Linked DNA regions of Homo sapiens: region 1 is linked to region 2. A link is an interaction called in ENCODE POLR2A ChIA-PET data of the cell type or tissue named here. Cell type or tissue: PC-3. All regions are shown on one strand.

Region 1 (8,000 bases), 110 kb after region 2:
AATAAGCATCTAGTCATATATGGATAGATTATGGTATAAACACTAAGGAACATTATAAGCAATAAGGATAGTACGAACATTTAAAACAACCTCCAAGATTATTTTTGAGTGAAAAATGGTTTTCAGAATAGTGTGTATGAGTATGCTGACAGCTGTAAAATGGCAAAATAATGCACAACATTAAGTCTGTATATATGTAGATTATCCCTGGAAAAAATACTTTTAATTGCAAAAACCACAATAACTTTTGCACCAACCGAATAGCATAGAATTGGTAAAATGGGTTGCCTCTTTGAAAGGGTATGGGAGACTGAAGGATAAGGTTTAGAGTACAGTTTTTACTTCATTTTGTAACTTTTATATTTTTATTATGTGCATGCATTTTATATTGAAATAAATTATTGTTTTTAAATGATATGAACTAGAAATAGATTTTATAAAATAATGGTCTTAAACTTCTTCAAGAAACTATAGCTAACTAATGTTTTCTAGACTGTATGACTATAGGGATAGTAAATTATTTGATGATTAATGTATTTCTGAAATTCTTGATGTTGTCAATGTTGTTTCATTTACTTTTTATGTATGTGCTGCATTATTTATTTACTCAACAAATAAATATTTGAGTGTTTGCAAGATGTTCTGCAACTTTAGGTTCTGTGAGAAATTCATACATGAATAAAATAAGATCCCTAGTCCCAGGACTTTATAATCTAGCAGGGGACATTAGAGCAGCAGCAACTAACTATAATCAAGAAAATATGTGGTCAGAAACATAAATGAAGCGTGAGAGGTTTGTAGGCTTTTACAGAAATTTCTATCTCCTTTCTCGTGTTTTAGACCCAGGAAGGAGAATACATTGAATCTGACGCTAAAGTATAGACGAAATATCAAAAATTTATGTGCATTAAAAAGGCATTTCGAACAGATGGCATGAGTCAAGCCACAGGTCTGTGGAAAACTGTCAGACATTCCTGGGAAGATGGCACATGGGCTTTCTGGCTAGAAGGCAGAGTTCTTGTAGATGTTCTTGTAGTGAAAAGCAGGAATAATGGCAAGTAAGAATTTTTTAGTAATGACTTGCGAGGTTCCTTGAAAGAAAGAAATTTTGTTTAATGTAAAGAAATAATGAGCAATACAAGATTTCCGAGCACAGTCATGGAACAGTCAGAACTGTGAATCAGCAATATTATTGTGACAGTGGTATTGAAGAGGCTTAGAGTGAGATCAGTTTTGGTTGCCTTGAATTTTGTTGTTGTTGCTGTTGTTGTTATATATGACTTGTAACTGGAGCAATCATATGAACATATGAAAGTGTAACTAAGTATTGTTGAGTTATTCTAGCTGAAGATTTTGGAATAGATATGATTTTCAGAAAAGGGGGGGAAGGGGAAAAGAGCATTTTGCAATCAGTCAATCATTTATTTGTTAAGTAAGTGAATAATGCAGCAAGTACATAGAAAGAAAAAAGGTAGGGACCAACGAATCATGTTTGTGAAACATAATTTGAGGGACAAAATGAGTCATAAAAGCCTCTGGGGGAAATATGAGGAAGAACCTGAAATCTTACAGCATTAAAGTGAGGTGAGGAATTCACAAAGAAACACTCACACGTCATAATGAATTAACATCTTGTTGTCTGTGGTACAATTTTAATTTAAAATTAAATGTGGATATGAGCAATATGAACAAAAACTTATATTTCTGAAAAAATACCACAGTTTTAGCAATAGGAAAACTTCTATTAGGTTAATTATTACTATTTTGTAAATGATCAGTTTCCTATATTACACTGGAAAATATCTAACATCAATTCAATTTTATGTTGAAAATTATTTCAGCACAAAGTTTTCAATGTATAAACACATCTCTCTTTAGGGATTCACGTAGCCAAATGCATTTTTTTAAAAATTTCAAATGTAAGACTACATGGTAGTCCCAAAAACTTCCTTGCAGAGCTGATTTTTCTATTTCATAATTCAAAATACAAATATAAATTACTTGAATAGTTTATCAATCATATTATGAGAGAAATAAAATAAAGAATTATCAATTGTTAGGTAATTTTAGAGCTTCTTTTAACAGTAAAGGGAAAAAAGGAAAAGATTAAAAAGAATCCCTCAGCAGCCTTCATTAACATTCAAATAGATTACAGTTGAACTTCCAATGAATTTCATACATTCATTTGCATGTCAAGTTTTCACAGCATAACTTCTTTTTTAACAAAAGATAAGCTGTGCTTCAACCTCTATTACTGTTATCAGCGTGTCCTATCACAGTGCCAACGCTTTTCTCTCAAGGCAAAATGCCACTGTACTCTAGTTTTTTTTAGAAATTATTTCCTGTCCAATCAGCTTTGCAATCAGTCTAAATTCCTACTATGTGAAAGAAAATCTGGTAGGCATTTATTTAGGAAAGGAGAATGTAGAGAGCATCTTTTAATGTGAAACATTATGATGGGTGTTGGAAATACCATGCTATAGAAAGCAGACATAGTTCCTGCTTTCTATTAGAATTAAATTAGAGTGTTTTTTGGTAGACAGACACTTCGCAAATAACTCCTGACAAACTAAGGACTATGAGAATTAAGAATGCTAGCAAGGGGTTGAGGAATACTAAGATAAGACCCATTCCTGAACTCAACCGTAACATCAATTGTTGGAAATAAGTTTAGAAGAAGAATTGTTTATATAAATGTTAGTGTCATTTAGAGAGGTAGAAAATACATGAGAAGACATTTGTGGTGGAGGATGTTTTAGGAAAAATTATCCCAGTAGCCTCCCAAGTATAGCATTAAGCAAGCTATTTTAGACATTATGAAAAATAAATGTTCATGGACCATTTAGATTAAGATACTAATGTTACATCCTTGTTTAATTCATTCATGACACACAAAGCCAGACAAGAAGAAAAAGATGGGGTGAGATAACTTTATGATAGGGTACAAGAGGAGGGAAGGATTATGCTACCAGAATCCTGTGTTTTCCAATGTTCATAAGTCCTAACTTTATGATAGGGTACAAGAGGAGAGAAGGACTATGGAATCCTGTGTTTTGCAATGTTCATCAGTCCTATATCTCTGAGATACACCAATCTCCACTGGTGGGGTAACTATAAGGAGAAAACTGAGGTTAAACTAAGGAATTCAGCAGTCAAATTATGCCTGGAACCAACCAATACAGTATTGATCAAGTATGTCGACCATGGCTGTTACTTGCTTACCAATGAGCTTGATGAATAGCTCTAAGTCTCATATTAGTTTCTAGTAGAGCACGGGGACAAAATAGGACTATCATGTCATCAAACAGTGGCCAATTTGGGAATGACATAGCTGTTTCTCTGGAGTTGGCATGATCCCGAACTCACAATTGGGCCTTTTCATCCTTTCTGTCTACAAGTAACACTTGCATTTGCCCTACCTATGTTTTTTCAATCACATATTGCATTCCGCTATGGATTTTTAACATGTCTTAGAGATTACTAAGCTGCTATTCATACCTACTGTATGTCTCATAAGATGCTTACTTGCTTACTCTCTCTCTAATTAACATGTCTTATAAATTTGCCTACATCTCAGACTACTCATGTGTTTATTCTCTATAGTTAGCCATTCTTATGAGTTTTATTTATAGTATTTGTTTTTCTTTTCTTTAAAAATATAGTATTTTTACAGAAATAGAACAAAAATCTGGACAGCGGGAAAAGAATATTGGGTTGATTTGGGATGTTTCATTTTGAGGTATCCATGTGAAAATTCAGAGAAGGCAGCTGGGTTTATGAGTAGTTTAAGAGGAAGACATAAATAAGGAGGTTTGCTTGGGGGAAAAAATTGGAGACACGAGGATTATTATGAAGTCCCAGGAAGAGAATGTAGAGAGAGAGATAAAGTAGCCTATGGCCAATTCCTGATGAACCTCAAGTTTTATTGCCAAATAAAAGATAAGCAATGGCTAAAGAATCAGAAAGAAAGTCAGGAATTTAGTTCTATAAAGACTAGCAGAAGAAACAGAAAATGTGATCAACCTCCACACGAGGAAAGTGGTCACTTCTGGCAAATGAGTAAACAATGGGTAATGACGAGGCTCCAACATTGTCCATTAGTTTCGTTGTCATGGCATTCATGTTTATGCCTGGGTAAAGCTCTCCAGCATAATGGCAAGGGAACGGAGACACAGTGAAGATTCCTGATCAATAAATGTGTGGTGACAAAGTGGAAACAGCAGCTACTCTAGACGACTCTTGCAAAAAGTTGAAAATAGAAGAAATACCTGGAGGAGTATGTGGGATTAATAGAAAATTTTTTTTTTTCACATGAGAGAATAAGGAAGGATTAGATAATGTGAAGGCAAGAGATGGGAAAACAGAAGACAGATGGCAGAGGTGGCTTTTGTACTAGATGGACAAAATGTTACTCCATTGGCATAGGGAGTCAGAAAGAAAGGACAGGGCTGATGTGCTTCAGTTTTTACATTTGCTGATTGAAAGTTGAGAAAATTACAATCTGATGATTTATGTTTTCTCTGAAGTAGAATGCCAATTTTAAAAATGTATGCCTATGAGTGTGTTTAATGGTGTTGAGGATCCCGTCAGGTTAGGAACCATAATTTAGGTCTTACCAATTATCCCAATTGTGTGAATTTATTTTTTTAATTGAGCAATCTTATTAGGTGCAAGCATAGAGTAGACTAGTGGCTTGTCTAGAATGGGAATATAGGCAGATGACATGAAGACAGATGAATGATAATTTAAATTATCCTCAATAGAGTGGTTGAAATGATAGACTTTGGAATCTAAGTTAGAAAGAAAATGAAGAAAAATGGGCTGATATTCAGAAAAACTTTGTAGGTTAATTGGCTGGTGGTCTTAAACATTTCAAACCCAAAATAGTTCCAGACGACGACAAATTTCAGAAAGGGACTATAAATAGACACTGAATTGAGTGAAGTAGACATTAGAAATTAGGATGATTTGAAATTGAGAAGTCAGCATGCTGGGAGTCATACAGGTGAACAGAGAATTCATGCAGAATACAGTGTGCATTATACTGGAGGTGAATTTCTAAATGTGAGAACCTTGAATTCTTTAGAATTACCTATTAGGTCATGATGTAACATGCTTTTAAAATGTTTCTCCTTTTTATGTGCTAATACTGTGTTGTGCTTTTTAACATTAATTTCATAGGGGTTATTTGTTGGATATTGTATATAATTGGTGCATAATTTATTTTTCTTTTGGGATTTCTAGTATTAGATTTATATTGGCTTTGTAAAACGGTTCAGAAAGGTTTTTTCCTCTCTTCTAGACATTTCACATAAAAATGGTCTTATTTCTTCCTTAAATGATTGACAATTGAAACTGTACGGGCCTAGAGTTTTATTTGTAAGATTTTTTTGTTTTTGTTTTTGAGACGGAGTCTTGCTCTGTTGCCCAGGCTGGAGTGCAGTGGCGCAATCTCAGCTCACTGCAAGCTCTGCCTCCTGGGTTCACGCCATTCTCCTGCCTCAGCCTCCCGAGTAGCTGGGACTACAGGCGCCCGCCACCGCGCCTGGCTAATTTTTTTGTATTTTTAATAGAGACGGGGTTTCACCGTGTTAGCCAGGATGGTCTCGATTTCCTGACCTCATGATCCACCCGCCTCGGCCTTCCAAAGTGCTGGGATTACAGGTATGAGCCACTGCGCCTGGCCTATTTGTAAGATTTTTTAAAAAATCAAATTACAAATATTTATAGGCTATTCTGATTGTTCCATCTTCTGTCTGCTGTGGTAAGTTATGTTTTTGAACAATGTTTGCTCATTTCTCTAGCTTGTCCAATTTGTTATTATAAAGTTGTTCATTATTACCTTTTTCAGGTCTGTTGGATCTTTGGTAATAATCTCCTTTCATATCTAACATTTATAATTTTGTCTCTCAATTAATCTAGCTAGGGTTTTAATTTTTTCATCTTTTCAAATAATCTGCTTATTTTTAAATTTCTATTGCTTGTTTGATATTTTTTCATCCCTGTTCATTATTAGTATGTCCTTTGTTCTATTTAGTTTGGGTTTATTTTTCTCTCCTTTTTGAGCTTCTTAAGAAGAAACTTAAGGTTATTTATTTTAGAATTTCTATTCTAATCTAAGCTTGTAAAGTGACTAATTTCCTAATAAATACAGTTTTATCTGAATTCAACAATATTCAATATGTTGTAGTTATATTTTCATTCTGTTTGTAACATTTTCTAGTTTCTCTCGTTGTATCTCCTCAGGAAAAATTGATTATCTAAATATTTAAATTTCCAAATATGTGTGTTTTTTGAATTTCAAGAAATATTAGAAGTATTCCAATATTTCCAAATAATTTCAAATATTTTTCCAAATACTTAAACTTCTAAATATTTTTGTGATTTTCTTGTGAGAACACATTCTTTAATATTTCAACCGTGTTAAATACTTTAATTCTTATATACAATGAAAATATGAAAAGAACATGTATTCTACTTTTAGGGGATGCAGTGTTCCATAAATATCAATCAGGTGAAGGTGGTGGATAATGTTTGTTTAGATTAACAGTCTTTTTAGATCAAATTATTTTTTTGTCTAGCTTTTCTATCAGTTACTGAGACAGTGGTGCTAAAGTTTCCAAATATGACTTTGGAAATGTCAGCTTGTTTCTTTAATGCTGTTAATTTTTACTCTGTGTATTTTGAAGTAGTTTGTTAATGGAAACCCATTTCTGATTGTTATGTCTTTTTGATGAATTCATTCTTTTATCATTTCATTATGAAATGTCCTTCTTTATCTTGGCTGATATACTTTTCAGTGTCATAGTCTGTTTTGTGTTATGTATGTAATCACTTCAGCCTTCTTATGCTTAAGGATTGCACAATACATCTTTCCTATCCATTTTCTTTTAACCTGTTAGTCTCTTCGTATTTAAAATGTATCTCCTGTAGTCATTAAGTAGTTGGCTATTACATTCCATCCGTTTTGACAATCTCTGTTTTCTGGTTCATTAACATTAAATGTTAACCGTTGACATAATTTAACTTAATTCTACCATTTTATTCTTTGCTTTCTTTGTCCTCCCAGTTCTTGATTTGTTTTCCCCTTTTTTGTCTTTAAAAATTTGAATATATATTGGCATTCTAATTTACCTATCAGATGCTTATCTATACCCCTTTGTGTTATGTTTTAGTTCTCACTCTAGCAATGAAAGTATATACTTCTAACATTGCCCACTATTTTCTTAGAGTTAATAATTTTCTCATTTTACAAACAATGTAGGAGTTTTACAATGTGATTTTATAAGTAATTTTACTCTTCTCTGGCTTTTATGACATAGTTGATGTATATACGTTTTTAGTTTACATATTTTTTATATAGTTTATATAATTTATAGTTGACATATATATGTTAGACCCCACAAGACAATGTCATAATTTGTTCTTAAACAACCCTTTATATATGAAGGACATTAAAAATAAATAGTCCATTGTATTTACACACATACCTACCTTGCCCAGTTGCCTTCATTCCTCCTGAAATTCTGGGCTTCCCTCTGGTATCATCTTTCCTCAGGCTGCATATTTTGGCTTACTATTATGGTACAAACCTGCTGGCATCAAATTTTCTTAGTTTTGTTTTGCTTACAAAGATCTTTATTTTCCTTCAATCTAAGAATATTTATGCCAGCTAGAGACTATGGGTCAACGACACTATTTTGTCTTTTGGTTCTTGTAGATATTATCACATTGTCTTCTGATTTCCAAAATATCTTTTAAGAAATCAGCAGTCACTTAAATCTTTGCCCTTATGAAAACTGGAAACCTAACAGGGTGTAAGAAGAATAAATTAAGATAAAGAATTCACATTAAGTTTATGCTTGTCGGTCTCATTAAGACACTGTCTTTAGTTGCACTATAGCATTATTTTAAAAACTAGTTTTAAATAAGTTATAAAGTCAGTATCCTCTAGTTAAAATGCCTGGTGAGTGCATGCAAGTTTTGAGTGAACTCAGTCC
Region 2 (8,000 bases):
GAATACAACTTACAAGGGATGTGAAGGACTTCTTCAAGGAGAAATACGAACCACTGCTCAATGAAATAAAAGAGGACACAAATAAATCGATGAAAATTCCATGCTAATGGATAGGAAGAATCGATATTGTGAAAATGGCCATACTGCCCAAGGTAATTTATAGATTCCATGCCATCCCCATCAAGCTACCTATGACTTTCTTCACAGAATTGGAAAAAACTACTTTAAAGTTCAGATGGAACCAAAAAAGCACCCGCATAGCCAAGACAATCTTAAGCAAAAAGAACAAAGCTGGAGGCATCATGCTACCTGACTTCAAACTATACTACAGCATGGTACTGGTACCAAAATAGATATATAGACCAAAGGAAAAGAACAGAGGCCTCAGAAATAACACTACACATCTACAACCATCTGATCTTTGACAAACCTGACAAAAACAAAAAATGGGGAAAGGATTCCCTATTTAATAAATAGTGCTGGGAAAACAGGCTAGCCATATGCAGAAAGCTGAAACTTGATCCCTTCCTTACACCTTATACAAAAATTAATTCAAGATGGATTAAAGACTTAAATGTAAGATCTAAAGTCACAAAAACCTTAGAAGAAAACCTAGGCAATACCATTCAGGACATAGGCATGGGCAAAGACTTCATGACTAAAACACCAAAAACAATGACAACAAAAGCCAAAATTGACAAATGGGATCTAATTAAACTAAAGAGCTTCTGCACAGCAAAATAAACTACCAACAGGGTGAACAGGCAACCTACAGAATGGGAGAAAATTTTTGCAATGTATCCATCTGACAAAGGGCTAATATCCAGAATCTACAAAGAACTTAAACAAATTTACAAGAAAAAAACAAATAACCCCATCAAAAAGTGGGCAAAGGATACAAACAGACACTTCTCAAAAGAAGACATTTATGCAGCCAACAGACACATGAAAAAATGCTCATCATCACTGGTCATCAGAGAAATGCAAATCAAAACCACAATGAAATACCATCTCATGCCAGTTAGAATGGTGATCATTAAAAAGTCAGGAAACAACAGATGCTGGAAAAGATGTGGACAAATAGGGATGCTTTTACACTGTTGGTGGGAGTGTAAATTAGTTCAACCATTGTGGAAGACTGTGTGGTCATTCCTCAGGGATCTAGAACTAGAAATACCATTTGACCCTGCAATCCCATTACTGGGTATATAGCCAAAGGATTATAAATCATGCTGCTATAAAGATACATGCACACGTATGTTTACTGCAGCACTATTCACAATAGCAAAGACTTGGAACCAACCCAAATGTCCATCAATGATAGACTGGATTAAGAAAATATGACACATATACATGATGGAATACTATGTAGCCATGAAAAAGGATGAGTTCATGTCCTTTGCAGGGACATGGATTAAGATACACCATGGAATACTTTTTTATGCAGCCATAAAAAAGGATGAGTTCATGTCCTTTGCAGGGACATGGATTAAGCTGGAAACCATCATTCTCAGCAAACTATCACAAGGACAGAAAACCAAACACCGCATGTTCTCACTCATAGGTGGGAATTGAACAATGAGAACACTTGGACACAGGGTGGGAACATCACACATTGGGGCCTGTCGGGGGTAGGGGGGATGGGGGAGGGATAGCATTAGGAGAAATACCTAATGTAAATGACAAGTCGATGGGTGCAGCAAACCAACATGGCACACGTATACCTATGTAATAAACCTGTACATTGTGCACATGTACCCTGGTACTTAAATATAATAAGAAAAATAATACAAATAAATAAATAAAAAGAGAGTATTAATATAAGTGTGTATGTTCTTACTAGTAAAGTTTTTTTAAAAAATTGACACTTATTTTCTGTAAACATAAAACTCAGGTAGCAGTAACTATTTTTCACAAAATAATCTGACAAAATTATTCTTATGAACAAGAATCATGGGTGCCAAGATGGCCTACAGGAAGTATCTCCTGTGTGCTGAAAAGAGCTAATGATACTGAATCTACAGGCCAATCATCTGAGAAAACACATTGGGATTCATCAAGGCAGCAGGGGAAGACAGAGTGCAGATAGAAATGAGGCTGGACCCCAACCTGTCCAGGCTCAGGGTAGAGCCAGGAGAACCTCTCCAACACCGGAAAGGGTGAGTGGCTGAGTAAGAGTGCCTGGGAGATTCACACTTTCCACAGGGACCTGTGCTGGACTGGGGATGAGAAAATCACTGCAGTTCTAGACTGAGGCAGGAAGATGCCAGATATTTTTTGGCAGCAACTCTCGAGTCCAAGGGGACCTCTATAATCCCTGGGTCCTGGAGCCAACCGGCATGGTTGCCACATCCCCAGTAGAGGTTGCTGTTGTGGTGCCTGGGAACGGTAGGATTGCTCCAACCCACCTTGTCAGAGAGGACTTGGCTCCAGCAGTCCCACCTGGGCCCAAATTTGGCCTGCCATGTTGCCCACCCTCACCATGGGTAGCTAGGTGAGCAACATCTGCTAGAGCCTCCAGCCCAGCAGTCTTATTTTGTGTGTACTCAGCTGGAGGGTGTAGCCTCCTGATCTTCTGAGAAACACCCTGACAGCAGGGCAAGTGACTGCACCCCAACTGCTCCCCACCCTCCAAGCCATGGATAGCCAGGAGGGCAATATTTGCTACAACTTCCCACCCAGTGGCCCACTTAGCCAAGGAACACAGCTTCCATTTGGGCCAGTCTTGATTCTGTGGGATCTCAGCTGATGGACACAGCCTTCTGTTGTCCCAGGAAGCATCTGGACTACAGGGTGAACATCCCCACCCACCCCTGACACTGGTAGCCAAAGGAGCCATGCCTGCTAGACTTTCTGGCTCAGAGGTCCTTCTTCTGCCTAAATTTGCTGAGGAATGCAGCCTCCTGTTGCCATGGAAACACATGGATGGTACGATGGGCAACCCTACCCATTCCTGCCTCCTGTAGCCAGAAGGGCCACACCCACTAGAGCTTCCAATCCAGTGTCCCACTTCCACTTGAACTCTGTGGACAGGTGCAATCCCATGTTTTCCCAGGAGGCACACAAACATCAGATTAGGGTTGACTTCTTAAGGATATGGCTTATCTGCCAACTGTGGCCCCTGCCTGAGGGAGACCTGTGGACCAGAACGCTCAACAAAAGAAACACAAGCATGGAGAGAATAATTGAAGGGGGCTCCTCCAAGACTCAGGAGATGACTAGAACCAAAGCCAGTCAACTGAATACATGTTATAACATAATCAAACCACCAAGGGTATCAAAGAAGAAAAAAGCAAAAAAAAAAAAAAAAAAAAAAAAAAAGAAAAAGAAAAAAGAAAAATCCATCTGCAGGACAGAAACTTCAAATATTAAAGGATAATCAGCCCACACAAATAAGAAAGAATCAGCAGAAGAACTCTTCTGATTCAACTCAAATATCCAGAGTGCCTTATTTTATCCAGACAACCACATTAGTTCCCCAGCAAAGTTTCTTAACCAGGATGAAATAACAGAAATAGAATTCAGAATATGGATAGCGATGAAGATCATCGAGATTCATGAGAACATTGAAACACAATTCAAGGAAGCTAAAACACAGTAAAACAACACAGGAGCTGATAGATGAAATAATCATTATAAAAAAGACAAAATGAGCTGATAAAGTTGAAATTCATACTACAAGAATTGCATAATGCAAATCACAAATATTAACAGCAAAATAGAACAAGCTGAGAAAAGAATCTCAGAGCTTGAAAACTGGCTCCTGAATTAATCTAGTCAGACAAAAATAAATAAAAATGAATTAAAAAGAACAAACAAAAATCCCCTGGAAATATGGGATTGTGTAAAGAGACCAAATCTATGACTCACTGGCATCCGTAAAACAGACAGGGAGAAAGCAAACAACCTGGAAGACAAGTTTCAGGATATCATCCATGAAAACTTCCTTGACCTCACTGGAGAGGCCAACATTTAAATTCAGTAAATGCAGAACACCCCTGTGAAATAATACACAAAATAGACCATTCCCAATACACATAATAATCAGATTCTCCAAGTTCAAAATGAAATTTAAAAATGTTAAAGGCAGCTAGAGGTAAGGGACAGGTCACCTACAAAGGGATCCCCATCAGACTAACAGTGTCCCTTTCAGTAGAAACCCTGCAAGCCACAAGAGACTGGGGCCTATATTCAACATTCTTAAAGAAAAGAATTTCCAACCAAAAATTTAATGTCCAGCCAAACTAAGCTTATAAGTGAAGGAGAAATAAACATCCTTTTCAGACAAGCTAATGCTAAGGGAATTTATTACCACCAGACCTGCCTAAATGAGGTCCTGAAAGGAGCACTAAACATGGAAAGAAAAGAGCATTACCAACCATTACAAAACATACTTAAGTACACAGAGTATAGATAATAATACAAAGCAACCACACAAACCAGTCTTTATAATAACCAGTTAACAACATGATGACAGGATCAAATCTGCACCTATCAATACTAATCTTGACTGTAAATCAGCTAAATGCCCCAATTAAAAGGCACAGAGTGGCAAGCGGGATAAAGAACAAGACCCAATGGTATGCTGTCTACAAAAGACCCATCTCACATGCAATGACATCCAGAAGCTCAAAATAAAGTAATGGAGAAAAATCTACCAAGCAAATGAAAGACAAAAGCAGGTGTTGAAATCCTAATTTTAGACAAAGTAGACTTTAAACCAACAAAGATAAAAAGAGATAAATAAGGACATCATATCACGGTAAAAGATTCAATTCAACAAGAATACATATCTATGCTAAATCTATATGCATCAAATAGAGGAGCACCCAGATTCATGGAGCAAGTTCTTAGACACTTACAAAGAGACTTAGATTCCCAAACAATAAAAGTGGGAGACTTCAACACACCACTGACACTGTTAGACAGATTATTGAGGCAGAAAATTAACAGATATTCAGGACCTGAACCAACACCTGATGACATGCATCTAATAGGCATCTATAGAACTCTCCAGCTAAAAACAATGGAATTGACATTCTTCTCATTGCCACATGGCATATACAGCAAAAATGAGCACATAATTAGACAAACAATCGTTAGCAAATTCAAAATGGCTGAAATCATACCAACCATACTCTTGGACCACAGTGAAATGAAAATAGAAATGAATACTCAGAAAATCACTTAAAACAATACAATCACATGGAAATTAAACAACCTGATCTTGGATGACTTTTGGGTGAACAATGAAATTAAGACAGAAATCAAGAAATTATTTGAAACTAATGAAAACATAGGTACAATATGCCAGCATCTCTAGGACACAGCTAAGGCAATGTTAAGAGAGAAATTTATAGCACTAAGCATCAAAAATGTAGAAAGGTCTCAAATTAACAACCTAACACCACAAGTAGAAGAACTAGAGAAGGAAGTAGAAACCAACCTCAAAGCTATCAGAAGATGAGAAACAACTGAAATCAGAGGTGAACTGAAGGAAACTGAGACAAGAAAAACTATACAAAAGATAAACAAATCCAGGAGCTGGCTATGTGAAAAAATTAATAAGATAGATTGCTAGCTAGACAGATAAAAAAGAGAATATTCAAATAAACATAATTGTAAATGACAAATGGGATGTTGCCCCTGAACCCACAGAAATACAAAAAGAAAAAACATCAGAGACTGCTATGAACACTTCTGTGCAGACAATCTAGAAAACCTAAAATATATGAATACATTCCTGAAACATACAACCTCCTAAGTCTGAAAGAGGAAGAAATTGGATTTGTGAACAGACAAATAACGAATTCTATAATTGAATCAGTAATGAAAATCCTACCAAGCAAACATCACCCAGGACCAGATGGATTCACAGCTGAATTTTACCAGATGTATAAAGAAAAGCTAGTGCCATAACTACTGAAAATATTATAAAAATTGAGCATAGACTTCTCTTCAACTCATTCTATGAGGCCAGCCTCATCCTGACACCAAAACCTGGCAGAGACACAAGAAAAAAAGAAAACTTCAGGCAAATATTATTGATGAACACAGAGGCAAAAATTATCAAAAAGAAAAATACTGACAAACTAAATCCAGCAACACCTCAAAAAGCTAATCCACCATGATGAAGTAAGTAGGGTTTATTCCTGTAATGCAAGTTTGGTTCAACATATGCAAATCAATAAATGTGATTCATCACACAAACAGAACTAAAAACAAAAGCCACATAATTATCTCAATTGATGCAGAAAAAGCTGTTGATAAAATTCAACATCCTTTCATGTTAAAAACCTTCAAAAAACTAGATATTGAAGGAAAAATCTTCAAAATAATAAGAGCCATCTATGACAAATCCACAGTCAACATCATGCTGAATGTATGAAAGCTAGAAACATTCCCTTGGAAACCAGCACAAAATAGGTATGCCCTCTCTCTCCACACCTATTCAGCATAATATTGGAAGTCTCGGACAGAGCAATCAAGCAAGAGAAAGAGAAAGAATTCAAAGGGATCCAAATAGGAAGAGTGGAGGTCAAATTATCCCTGTCTGCAGGGGTCATGATTCTATATCTAGGAAACCCCATAGTCTCAGCCCAATAGCCCCTTGATCTGATAAACAACCTCAGGAAAGTTTCAGGATACAAAATCAAGGTACAAAAATCAGTAGCATTCCTACACACCAACAACATCCAAACTGAGAGCCAAATTAGGAATGCAATCCCATTCACAATTTCTGCACACACAAAAAAACACTTAGAAATACAGCTAACCATGGAGGTGAAGGAGCTGTAAAACAAGAATTACAAAACACTGCACGAAGAAATCAGGAATGACACAAACAAATGGAAAAATATTCCATGCTCATGGATAGTAACAATCAATATTGTCTAAATGGCCGTGCTGGCCAAAGGAATTTACAGATCAAATGCTATTCCTATCAAACAACCAATGGCATTCTTCACAGAATTAGAAAAAACTATTTAAAAATTCATATGGAACCAAAATGAGCCCAAATAGTAAAGGCAATTCTAAGCAAAAAGAACAAAGCTAGAGGCAGCACGTTACCTGACTTCAAACTATATTACAGGGCTACAGTAACCAAAAGTGTATGGTACTGGTACAAAATGAACACATGGATTAATGCAACAGAATAGAGAGTCCAGAAATAATGTTGCACACCTACAACTGTACAATCTGCCACAAAATTGACAAAAATAAGCAATGGAGAAAGGACTCCCCATTCAATAAATGGTCCTGGGGTAAATGACTAGCCATAGGCAGAAGACCAAAACCAGAGCTCTACCTTATCCCATGTACAAAAATCACCTCAAAGTGGATTAAAAGACTTATATGTAAAACTTGAACCATAAATCTGGAAGATAACCTATGAAATACCATTCTAGACATAGGACTTGGCAAAGATTTCATGATGAAGACATCCAAAACAATTGCAACAAAACCAAAAATTGACAAACGAGATCTAATTAAACTAAAGAGCTGCTGCACAGCAAAAGAAACTATCAACAGAGTAAATAAACAACCTACAGAATGGAAGAAAATATTTGCAAACTATGCATTCCCCAAAGGTCTAATCTCCAGAATCTTTAAGAAACTTAAAAACAAATTTACAAGCAGAAAGCCAACAATCCCTTTTAGAAGTGGGTAAAGGGCATGAACAACACTTTTCAAAGGAAGACACACAAACAATCAACAAGCATATAAAAAACTGTTTGGAGTTACTAATCATTAGAGAAATGCAAATCAAAACCACAATGGGATACCATCTGACACCAGTCAAAATGGTTATTAATAAAAAAGTCAAAATATGACAGATACTGATGAGAAAAAGAAATGCTTATATACTGCTAGTGGGAATATAAATTACTTCAGTGATTTTGAAAAACAGTGCAGTGGTTCCTTAAATAACTTAAAACAGAATTACCATTTGAGCCAGCAATCCTATTATTGGGTATATAACCAAAGGAATATAAATT

What was found. ChIA-PET counts read pairs that join two places held together with the same protein. Peaks named below come from ENCODE experiments on the same cell type or tissue, not always from the same donor. Only the 100,000 strongest peaks of a DNase experiment are listed, where the experiment ranks them.
Region 1: POLR2A ChIA-PET joins it to region 2 with 26 read pairs; 2 of 35 experiments call an interaction of 5 or more read pairs at or near these places.

The regions. Positions count from the first base shown.
Region 1 is chr5:12,242,169-12,250,168 of GRCh38, forward strand. No RefSeq gene overlaps it. Among named protein-coding and RNA genes, the nearest start is that of LINC01194, 330 kb to the right of the region's middle. In PC-3, no CTCF peak of the experiment used is centred here; DNase peaks (open chromatin) are centred at 1,093, 1,473, 3,403 and 4,053; H3K4me3 peaks cover 1,908 bases; H3K27ac peaks cover 4,582 bases.
Region 2 is chr5:12,129,849-12,137,848 of GRCh38, forward strand. No RefSeq gene overlaps it. Among named protein-coding and RNA genes, the nearest start is that of CTNND2, 230 kb to the left of the region's middle. In PC-3, no CTCF peak of the experiment used is centred here; no DNase peak of the experiment used is centred here.